Regions from separate parts of the Homo sapiens genome. Here region 1 is linked to region 2. A link is a loop called in an ENCODE intact Hi-C map of the cell type or tissue named here. Cell type or tissue: heart right ventricle. All regions are shown on one strand. Links, peaks and the distances in the headings refer to the core of each region. The heading gives the core; the rest is flanking DNA.

Region 1 (5,376 bases), core at 256-5,255, 130 kb after region 2:
TCATCCCTGCCGCAATGTCTTTCCTCTGTTCACCATAGAGGATTTGGCAAAGCACACCCCTATTCTGATCTTCCCCTCTGGTTTGTCTGACATCACTCCTTCATTTTACTTCCCTCCCCTAAGGGGCTAGGAAGCTGGGGTTGGGGAGCTTGAAGGTGTGAGGAAGGGAAGGTGTGAGGAAGCGAGGGAGAAGTTGCCTTTGCTTATTGCCTTCAGTTGGCCCCTGGCTGCCTTGAAGAAGAGCTTTAAGCCCAGCTCCGGAGGAGGCCCAGGATAGCCCAAAGGAGTCTGGAGATGCTTATGGGAATAAGTCTGCATGGCGGCCACTGGCGGAAGGGAAGGGAGAGCTGGAGCTTTCCTCGCTCTGCATTTCTATTCCCCTTGTGTTTTTTTTTTTGTTGTTGTTTCCTTGTTTGTTTTTTTAACATAAAATTTTTACCTTCAAACTCTAGAGGCTGAGAAAGGTGTCCCTGTCTCAGGAGGGTACAGTTCTGAGGCTCACCCTGCTCTGCTCAGCACAGAGGTTGTAACTGAGCAATCTTCCTTAACCCCTTGGGGGGAAAAATAAAGAGGCAGAGGAATGCATTTTTTCCTTCTCCCTTCTCATTCTGCTCTGCTGACCTTTTGCTTAGCTTTTTGCTAATGTCATTTTCACTCTTGGTTGGGCTTTCTTGACAGTAAGGAAGACTTCTTTATGAAGCCGCGGTGATAAACTAGGGTCATGCATTCATTCACATCGAGGAAACCACTTCATCAGCTCTGACTTCAATATCAAATACCTCTAATCTAATCAGGAAAATAGCAAAACTCTGCAAAGTGCTCCTGTTAATTCTGTCACTTACTACCTCATGAGATTTAGAAAAATGCAGTTTAATTAGCAAAATAAAAGAACTTAATCTTTCCCCTATTATTCACACAAGTAAAAATATATGCATTGGCTGAAGATAAAAATAAATTGCATAGGGCTACTAACCAAATGCAGGGGTGGGAGACAGATGAGGCTGTAATCACCCTGATTGTAGAGTATGAAACAAACTCTAAGCTTTGTTACGGCCTCAGTAAAACAGTGCAAAGAAATGCCTCTCTCCATAAATGTTTCACACACATTTAATACAAGGACGAACAATTTTTAGGCCAAAAGGTGTTTCAACACAGAAGAAAATACTCCCTCTATTTAATCTCGCAGTTTTTGTAACATGAAATAGGGCTCTTCACAAAGTTGGTGCTTTGGATTTTAATAAAAACTATACAAGACAAGAAAGAGAGCTTTTTCCTACAATTATCTTAAAAAAGAAAATAAGATCCCGTCTTAACAGATGATTGCAACAAAAAAGAAAAAATACATCCTTTTTTGGTCTTTGCTTTTGAACTCTCACCACCTCTACCCTTTTACATATTCATAAAATGTATACCGAGCTAATTTTGAATGTGCCCTTTATGACTATATCACGGTCATAATATCGTCACGTTCTGAAGGCGTAATTAAAGATTTACCTAGATTTATGAGACTTTATCATTATCAATAGGGTTAAGGAATGCCGGGGAGACACATTGTTGGAAGATTTTGCTCAGCAATTTCTTGAGCAATGAGAGTACTGGTATTACTTTAGTGCTCAAAAAAATGACTGTTCGGCACTAATATATGGCCCTTTATTAGAAAGGGAACACCAAAGACTCTTCAGTCAAAACACTCCAGCGCCTGTTCACCTCTTCCTTTTGGGGGATGAAGAAGCAAAATGTCTTGCTCATCGAAATGTAAGAGGTGGAAACATCAGCTCCCTACAGCAGAGGGTGGCTGACCTCTCACCTCTCCCTCCTTACAGGTTGAGCCATATTGCAACCCATGGATCAAGACGCCTTTAAAACAATGAAATGCAGGAAAGAAAACCCCCTAACACACCTGGTTCCCAACCTGCTTGCTGCCTTTCTGTGGCCTTCCAATTTTAGAGTCAGGCAATTCTCTGGAAGGTTGGTTTCAGTGGCAATTCGAGCAATTAAGATTTTTTGTTTGTTTGTTTTTTGCCATGTCTGGCTAGTGTTTCGTTTTCTGATTCTCAGAGTAGTCTTCACTCAGAGCAAGACGAGCCTCAGAATGCCATTTTTCATGCAACATATCTTTCATGAAAATGAGAAGACCTAAGCCGGGTGTCGAGGCACCCTGCCTTCAGGCTTTGCAGGGAAAAGGCATGTGTTGAATCAGTGTCATTATGACAGCACCTACACTGGCAAAGGCTAATTTCTTTTTGTCCTCTAAGGATGGAGAGAGAGAGAGAAAGAGAGAGAGAGAGAGAGAGAGAGAGAGAGAGAGAGAGAGAGAGAGAGAATCTCATAGAATTGGCTCACATGATTGTAGAGGCTGTCAGGTCCTAAATCTGCAGGGCAGGCTGGTAGGCTGGAGACTCAGGGAAGGGTTGATGTTGTAGTTCAGATCCAAAGGCAATCTACTAGCAGAATTCCCCTTTCCTTGGGCAAAATCTCTCTTTTTCTTAAGGCCTTCAACTGATTAGATGAGGCCCACCCACATTATGGAGATTTACCTGTTTGACTCTAAATCTAATGATTTAAATGTTAGTCTCATCTAAAAAATACCTTCACAGCAATATCCAGATGTGTGTGACCAGTTACCTGTGTACTGTGGCCTTGTCAAATTAGCACATAAAATTAAACATCACAATACCTATTTTAGGGCCCATGAGTCTCACTTTACTTGTCCTCTGTGAATTAGAGTCTTACATATGTATTTTTTTGTCTAAGAAACTTATCTTCTTTTAACACATTGGACACGTGTTGTATGGGTTAAAGCAATACACTTCTATCTGCAAAGGAAAGCCATTCTAAAGGGAAAGTTGAGGCGTGTCTGACATTGCAAGAAACACCAGCTAGCTTCTCCTTTCCTTTGAGGGATTCTATTTGACTCTCTGCTTTCCTTAGAAGCACTTGGAATGAGGTTCTTGGGTTGGGTTGGGAGTTTAGGGTCGGTCCTCAGACCTGCCTAGGATTTGGATTTTTCATCACGGGCTGTGCATTTTGGTGTGACCTAGAAATGTTGCATGCACATTTCCAAAACTGTGGAGTGAAACAGTGCCTTCCACTATCCCCTAGGCAGACTTCAGCTGGGCGCAGCTAGGAGGAGCTGAGGATTATTGTCTGAGGGATTCATTTCTCCCTGGAACAAGAGCTCTCTGAGATTGCATCTGGCCAACAATTCCATGCACTCTTCGTTTTTGCTGGATTCACAGCATCGGTACAGAAATGTTTATTTGGGAAGATGTTTCCCCAGCTTGAACCTGCTCTCAATGCCTCTGGAAAAGGTGGTTCTATCTGGGTTCTTTCTCCAAATCTGGGCAGAGACTGATGGAGCTCACTCTCCAAGTTCCTATTCCACATTGGAGGAATAGTAAAAATTACTTTATCTCTATGTAGAGCATGCGGCTCTCAGGATGCCTCAATCCATATGGGAACAATCATGGTTTGCAGTGGGGATGACAGACACTGCATTCACCTGCAGTGGAGATGCCTGCAGGAGCACGGACTCTAGAGGATCTGGCCAGGACTCCAGTTCCTTCTGGCTTCTCTTTGGAGTCCTGCATGTAGCTGTGTCCTTAGCTTGACCCAGGATTCCTCATCAGTGCTAATTAGCCAGAATAAAGCATCCACAACGAGGTGGCAATTTTTCATTTGATGAAATTGGCTGAAAATATTGCAAAAAGAAAAAATGTCCAGCAACAACAAAAAAAAGCAGAAGGCCACTTTCCAAGTCCCCTGGCCTGGGACTGTACCTTCACTTCCTCATTGCATTTTTCTTCCTTGTTGCATTTCTTCTGTCAGCCTGTGGGCACACCAACAAAACACAAATTCTGCTGGTGTGGGTCTGGAGGGGGATGCCCATGCTTTCTGCTTAGCATAGAGCCTCTTCCTGGTAGCTGGCATAAGTCTAGCTCCTTAATGCCCCACTGTCTCCGTTCTCCCTCCCCAAGCCACTACGGTGGTTCTCTCTCTCCTCTGACCCAGCCACAGAGCACTGCTACTGCAGAGGGATTCTAAAAGAAACCCCTTAGACATGGAGAAAACCCTTCTTCTCTCTGCTCAGATGGTACATCTTCCAAAACAGATAACATGACCCCTGGTAATATTACCAGGCCTAAAATATTACCAGAACCTACCCTGCCCCTTTGCTGAGGTCCCTGCCAATCTGCTTCCTGCATGGTAAGGAAAAGGCCATGAAGCCAGAAGATTCTGGATGGGTTTCCTCTTTGGTAATCACGCTAAATCATGAGACACCTTCTTATGCTTAAACATGGCCACTGCAAGATGAGGGAAGTTGGTGCTGTTCTGCTTGATTCTTCAAAAACTGGTAAGTGGATCTAAATCTCTGCTACCCAGATGAGTTAAAAACCTTGGTGTCAAACTGGAGAGCCACCTGCCCTGCCATTGTGTCATCTCTCCCCCTAATGAGCTCTGGGAATGAACAACCTGAGATTCAACTTAGTCCTCCACCAAGCAGGCTGTTACAGATGTTCTGCATATACTGAAATTAGCAGGTGAGTTGACAAGATGGTGACATCGCTCATCTTTTTTCAAGCTGCTTACCTTTATCAGTCTATTGTGCAGGTTGTGGTAGTAGATACAGAATTACATGCCTGCCCCAGCGTGAGCCTCTGCACAGGAGAATGGCCAGATAAAGGGCCGGGCCCCAGTGGTAGGAAGATGGCCTGATGGCGGTTATCATAAAAGCAACAGAAATCCTGTCAAAGCGTCCAGCTCTCACATTCAGCATCTCGCATGTATGAAAGAAGGAACATCTGTGACATGCCCGTCAATATGTTTTAGCAACATTTTTTGGGACCAAAATTAACATTAACAGGAAGACAGGTTTGTGTTTCTGTATTTTCACTTATTAACACAACAATCCCAAGGTGATTAGCAATTCTGAGCTATGTTGGGCTGTGAGTTTCCATGTGCAGCATTGAGACACAGGACAAACATCCTCACTTTTAGCTCAGAGTTTGGGCTTGTGGAAATTTCAGGAAACCACATAGCTTTGAAAAGCTTGGATGTCTTTCAGTCCATGTTTAGATGTGAGGAAACGTGCACCAGAGAAAACAGAAATGTCACGGTGCCACTGTGTTGGATTATCTCCAACATTTGCTAAGTGCCTATGGTGGGCCAGGCTCTGTAGAAAGCAGGTGTACAGCCCGTACCTTGCTATCTAGGACTGGAAGTCACAGACTCTTCATTCATTCATTCATTCGTTCATTCATTCATTCATTCACTCACTAATCATCATTGGCTTAGCAATTCCTGAGTAGCAGATACCCTGCTAGACACTGCCAAGCCCTAGTCTACAGTAATAATCAGATACTAAACTTACCTAGA
Region 2 (5,376 bases), core at 222-5,221:
CGTTGGATTTTGTTGACGGATGAAAAAAATCCTGGAGAAGAGAATTTTGTCCCTGGAAAAAAGTCTCCTGCGACTAAATTTCAACTCCCGTGGTCCTTTCTTTGTTGTAATTCCTCTGCAAATCATTGGCATCATCTTCTTCAAATTGATAGAAGGTGCCAGGCCCTTATAGATTGCTTAATATACTGTAGGTAATATGGGTTGCAGTAGAAAATAAAAGCAAGCAGAGAATATTTGGCCGGAGCATATGTGACTCAAATAATTGAGAAATAAAACGGGAAAACGACTAGAAAGACTGTTCAGTGACACAGCGTACAGTGAGCTGAGGTGGGGCGGGGGTTGGCTTCTGTCTCTCTCTGCCTGTTTCTCCTTCTCTCTCTCTCTCCCCATTCTTTCCCTCTCTGCTTTTCCCACTTTTCCATGAGGTGGAAAGCAGACACTTGAACATTTCCTTCCCTAACAGCCCCTCCTCTCCCCCATGAAAATTTAGAATTTTGCTTTTTTACTTTCTTATTTCCTCTCTGTTCCAGAAAATTTTAGTACACGACACAGCGGCTGCCGCAAATAGCACTATTTCCCCAGCCCAGGCTGTTTGATTGCAAGAGGCTTGATTGCATCATTAGTCCTGAAGTGCTGTGCTCACTGAAACACGCCAGCATCTTGGACATTAAAGTGGCATCCTGTTGTGTATGAGGAGAGGCCTCGTACACACCACTTCATCTTGCAAACCTGCCTTTTCCCCAGAGTCTCCGAGCAGCATTAGGTAAACAATTACAGGAGATGACTTTAGAGGTGCCGTCTTCCCCTTTAATTCATGCATACAAGCATTCCAGTGTTACTGCTGCAGAAAACACAATGGAGTTCTCACAAACAGGCTTTGGGAGATTTAGGCAGATTTCCCCCTGGAAAATGGGAAAGGCATTTTAAGTAGCAGGGAACTCCTGCCTCCCTCCCTGAAAACAAAGCTGCTGGTGTTGGTGCTGCTTTCATCACTGAAGACTTTGAGATCCTCCTGCATTTTGGACTCTCTTAGGGGCGTCAGACTTCTTCTATCTGTTTTAATATTTATTTCCTTCTCCTTACACACCCACCCGAAGTGCAAGTCTAGTTTTATATAGCAGTAATTATTACACCTTGCCACTCTCTCCCAAGTTGCTACTTGATTAGTGCTGAATGGGTAAAAGTGACTAAACCCTTCTCTGTGGGAAAAAAAAATGGTCGATGTCTCTTTAAAGTCTTTGTCCGGCTGGTTATTTTTTATATGAGCTCAGCTCACATCACTTTTTATTAGCTTAATAAATCACCTTTCTTGTCAATCAAGCAGCAGAGAATAATTGGATATGGTTGAAGCCTTGCGTGATGGATTATAAATCATTCAAGATTAAATTAAAAGATAATGCACAAACTTAATGGTTTGTGTTTTGCAGTCTAAATTGCCTCGGAGCACTGCTGTTTTCAGCTTTATTGCCAGCCGTTTTTCTTTTCACAAAACCTTTCTGATTTTAGCCCCTTTTTATTTCTGTTTATCATAATTCCAATTGTATTTCTCATATTTACCTTTTAGTGCTTTGCCCATCCAAGCTGGGTGGCGAGTGAGGGAAGTCTAGGGCGCACACACCCAGCTCCCTGGCAGAGGGCAGGAGGGGCCCCACTGCTGCGGCCTGGCCTGGCTCTGATATGATGTGTCCTGCCACCTGGCAGTATCCAGCACCCCGCCCCCAGGAGTAGAGCTTCCTGAGTACCCCCAGCCAAGCTCCACCCTTTGGAGGAGAAATGGACTTATCAGTCCCAAGTGATGAACAGACCGGGGACGCTTTGGGACAGGGCGGGGCTGGGGGAATCTCCTCTATAAGAGGTCAATACTGTCAGTAAATTGGATGGCTGATGTGAGCCTCGAAGGAGAAGGGGAAAGAGAAAAGAAAAAGAAACAAAAAATAAATATCATGAAAGGAAAGTTGGATTGGTCATATTCCAAATAATGCGCCTTTCAGCATCTGTTCCAGGTAGCTCATACATTTCTGCTGGCCGCTCGGGGAGAGCATAGGTGATAGACATCTCTTGGCAGAGTTGCTTTCTTCCCTTGATCTGTGCCCAGGACAGAAGTGTCCAGTGCAGCAACCCCTGGTGGCAGGATTCCCTGCTTGGGATTACATCCCATGCTCTCTATCTGTCCAGCACGCATCTGTAGAGTTTAGAAGAAACACACAGAGGGATATAGGACCCGTCGTCCTTTCTCATAGAGGTAAGCACCTCCAGTGTCTCAGGAGCCTGGCTTCTCCCAGGGGCCATGAGCTGAGCCTTCCCCTGGAGCTGTGCCCCCAAATTCCTTCCCCTTCTTTTTATTTCACTGCCTGCTCTTCCAGACAGCCCCGGAGGTGGACACTCAAGGGGTCTGAGAATGACGGTGATTACAGAGCAAGGTTCATCCAAACGGTTAATTTCTCCCATTCTGGCTACAAAGTTAATTAATGTAATCTAACGCATCTTGAGGCAAAATTATGCACTCACATATGAATAAAACCCTGATCTATTGCAAAATACGAATCTGGCACTCGGAACAATTCACAATCACTCAAATTACAAGTTATGCACAAGAATGTAGTATCACAAGGGGATGTGAAATCCTGTCATTAGAAATGATTCACAATGCATCAGAAACCCGGCCCTGAGAAGGTTGGGCAGAAGGAGGTGAGCAGCCAGATAGCTGGGATGGACTTGTGCAGAAGCAGGGGTGCAGGCAGAGCCCCACCGTGCAGGTGAGACACGGTTCCGGCCGCTGCCCATGTGGCTTCTCAGGATTGCAGTGATGGCCGACCATGCCTCCCTGCCGCCCGCTCTCTCTCCCATGGCTCTGGAAACACCCTTGCCTGCATGTAGCAGTGCTTGGCAAAGGAGGCTGGCATGGCTGGGGCCTGGCCTCAGCATCTCTCGTGCAGACTGTAGGGAAAGAAGGCCTCTAGTCCTGGCCTTAGAAGCCGGAAGGAGGCATCCTTTCTGGTTGTCTAGGGGACAAGGGAGGCAACCCTGTGTCATCATGTCATCATCATCCACCAAGCATCTTCCAATTGCATCCGGTGAGCCCAACAGCCACTCGAGAGGCAGGCACGAGGGGGTCTGACCTGCCTTTCCCAAATGTGGACCTGGGAAGCAGGCAGAGAGAAAGGCTCACCGTCATTACCCGAGATGAAGGTATTACCTGATTTACAAGTGAAATTCTGTGGCGCAAAGACTTCCAATTGTGTGCTGCAGGTTGCAGCCTGGTAAGTGAGTGTCGGTGCCAGGATGCAGGTACCCGGACTCTCAGTGCCATACCCTTCTCGATAATACCCCACTTCTGGTAGTGCATGGCTATGAAAGGCTTGGCTCCGATGGGGCCTTTCTAGGGCAAGGAGCAGGGATCCTTCAAGTCCCAGGATCCTTCTCGTTTGCTGAATGGCTACGGCCATGCATTTCGTTGTTCAGGGGACTCTCACCAATCTGTCCAAACTCAGGGTGAATTCACATGTCACATGTCGCTGCCTGTTTCCTGGGTGTCTGGGAGAGGTGGATGGGCCTCACCCTCACAGAGGCACTGGCATATGTGTGGGGACAGGAACCATTTCCGCAGCCCAACAGGCAGGTGGTACGCAGTGCCAGGAGCGTGGCCACCCTAGTCCCTGCCAGGTGCCCACATCCGCACGTGGCAGGCATGTAGCTCAGACTCCTCGCTGCCCTCCAGCGGTGCACACTTGGCTTCCAGCTCCCGGTCAGCAGCCAGGCATGGGGGCCATCGTTCAAAGGTGGAGCATCCTGTCTGTGATTGATAATGGCTCACTGCAAATTTTACATTTTTATTAGCATATTTATGAACATTGAGGTTTAATAACCACTACCTCCTCCAACTGGACATTCAGAGGTTTTAATAGAAACCTGACAAATTCCCTTCCAAATCTCGGGTGTGGAAATGCTAACAGCAAACGCTGGTAGCAGAGCAAAGCCCTCACCTGGGGCTTCCCGCAGAGTCTCCTCTGGAAGCCTCTGTGACTGTTCCTTGCCCCCAAGCAGGTTTGGCATCCTGAGTCCCAAACCTGTCATGCTGTTTGACGTTTCTGCATACCACATGCACTGCCTGAACTTACTGTTTACACACGTTTTAACTCAAATAAATTTATTTTTAAAAGGAAAGTGTGTCACTCCTATAAATGAAGACCCAGAATCACTTGCCATAAAGGGAAAATAACCATAAAAATAAACGCCGTGAAATCAAACAATGTCATTAAATCCTAGCTGAATTCTCTTGCCTTCCTACCGGAGTCTAATGCCTTATCTCTCTTCTTTAAAAAGGGGGATTAGCAAGTGTTGGGGAGGTGTTAAAGACCAATAGCACCCACCGGATACTTTCTCCTTGAAGCAATCAGAGGGAAAAAGATGGAACTGACAAGGGAGTAATTTATTACCGTGTGATTCAAGATGAACCACCTCATATTTTCTTGTACCACCGGTGGAACTCCTCCCACACTCTGAAAGATTCTGGATTTCAGCGAACACTGACTTCGATTAACTTCCCAAAGGGGCCCTGAAAGCCCCAAAAGGGTTAATAACTGTTTCTGTAGGAAAGTGTCTTTTCTAAAGAGGAAGAGAGAGGACATTAGGAAGCCAAGGGGTTCAGGAAGCAACAGGAGAAGTCCCCTCCAGCCAGCAATGGAGTGTCCTGCTCTGATGGGAATTTGCTGCCCTGAGCTGTCCGATAGGACTACCCCATCGGAAGTGTGATGAGTGCAATGGAGGATCTGAACTTTACATTTTGTTTAATTTTAATTAACTTAAACATATATAGCCCCATGGACAACACAGTCATTAGCCCCATGGACAGCATAGCTCTAGATCCTTCTTTTGTGGTTCTGTGCTTATTTCTCTGACCTAAGCCAGCATCTGCTGATTCATAGTTTCCAGCCGTGGGAGGGAAGATGGGCCTCTTCTCAGCAGTGGTGTGCACAGCACAGAGCAGCCTGCAAAACACTCTTTTTGTCCAGTGCTCCTCTCCTAGCAACCCTGGGAAACATTGGTGTCACCATGCCTGTTTTACAGATGGGGAAACTGAGACTCAAAGGCCATGACATGGAGAAGCCAGGATTTAAAGAGGAGTGGCTTGGCCGGGTGCAGTGGCTCACACCTGTAATCCGAGCACTTTGGGAGGTTGAGGCGGGCGGATCACTGGAGGTCAGGAGTTCGAGACCAGCCTGACCAATATGGTGAAACCCCATCTCTACTAAAAATACAAAAATTTGCCAGGCGTGGTGGCGCACACCTGCAGTCCCAGCTACTCAGGAGGCTGAGACAGGAGAGTCCCTTGAACCCGGGAGGTGGAGGCTGCAGTGAGCTGAGATAGTGCCACTG

Evidence for each region. Hi-C counts contacts between places; a loop is a spot of excess contacts. Peaks named below come from ENCODE experiments on the same cell type or tissue, not always from the same donor. Only the 100,000 strongest peaks of a DNase experiment are listed, where the experiment ranks them.
Region 1: it touches region 2 in a loop (4-fold over the local background); 1 of 110 quality-filtered maps calls a loop at or near these places.

What each region holds. Positions count from the first base shown.
Region 1 is chr19:31,180,126-31,185,501 of GRCh38, reverse strand. The region is part of intron 2 of LINC01791 (long intergenic non-protein coding RNA 1791); the gene reads right to left. It also overlaps a transcript of TSHZ3 not described here. Among named protein-coding and RNA genes, the nearest start is that of LINC01791, 15 kb to the right of the region's middle. In heart right ventricle, for the core only: no CTCF peak of the experiment used is centred there; no DNase peak of the experiment used is centred there.
Region 2 is chr19:31,311,778-31,317,153 of GRCh38, reverse strand. The region is part of intron 1 of TSHZ3 (teashirt zinc finger homeobox 3); the gene reads left to right. Among named protein-coding and RNA genes, the nearest start is that of TSHZ3-AS1, 7.4 kb to the left of the region's middle. In heart right ventricle, for the core only: a CTCF peak has its summit at 2,122 (motif pointing left); DNase peaks (open chromatin) are centred at 337, 613 and 4,930; H3K4me3 peaks cover 888 bases; H3K27ac peaks cover 1,635 bases; H3K27me3 peaks cover 367 bases.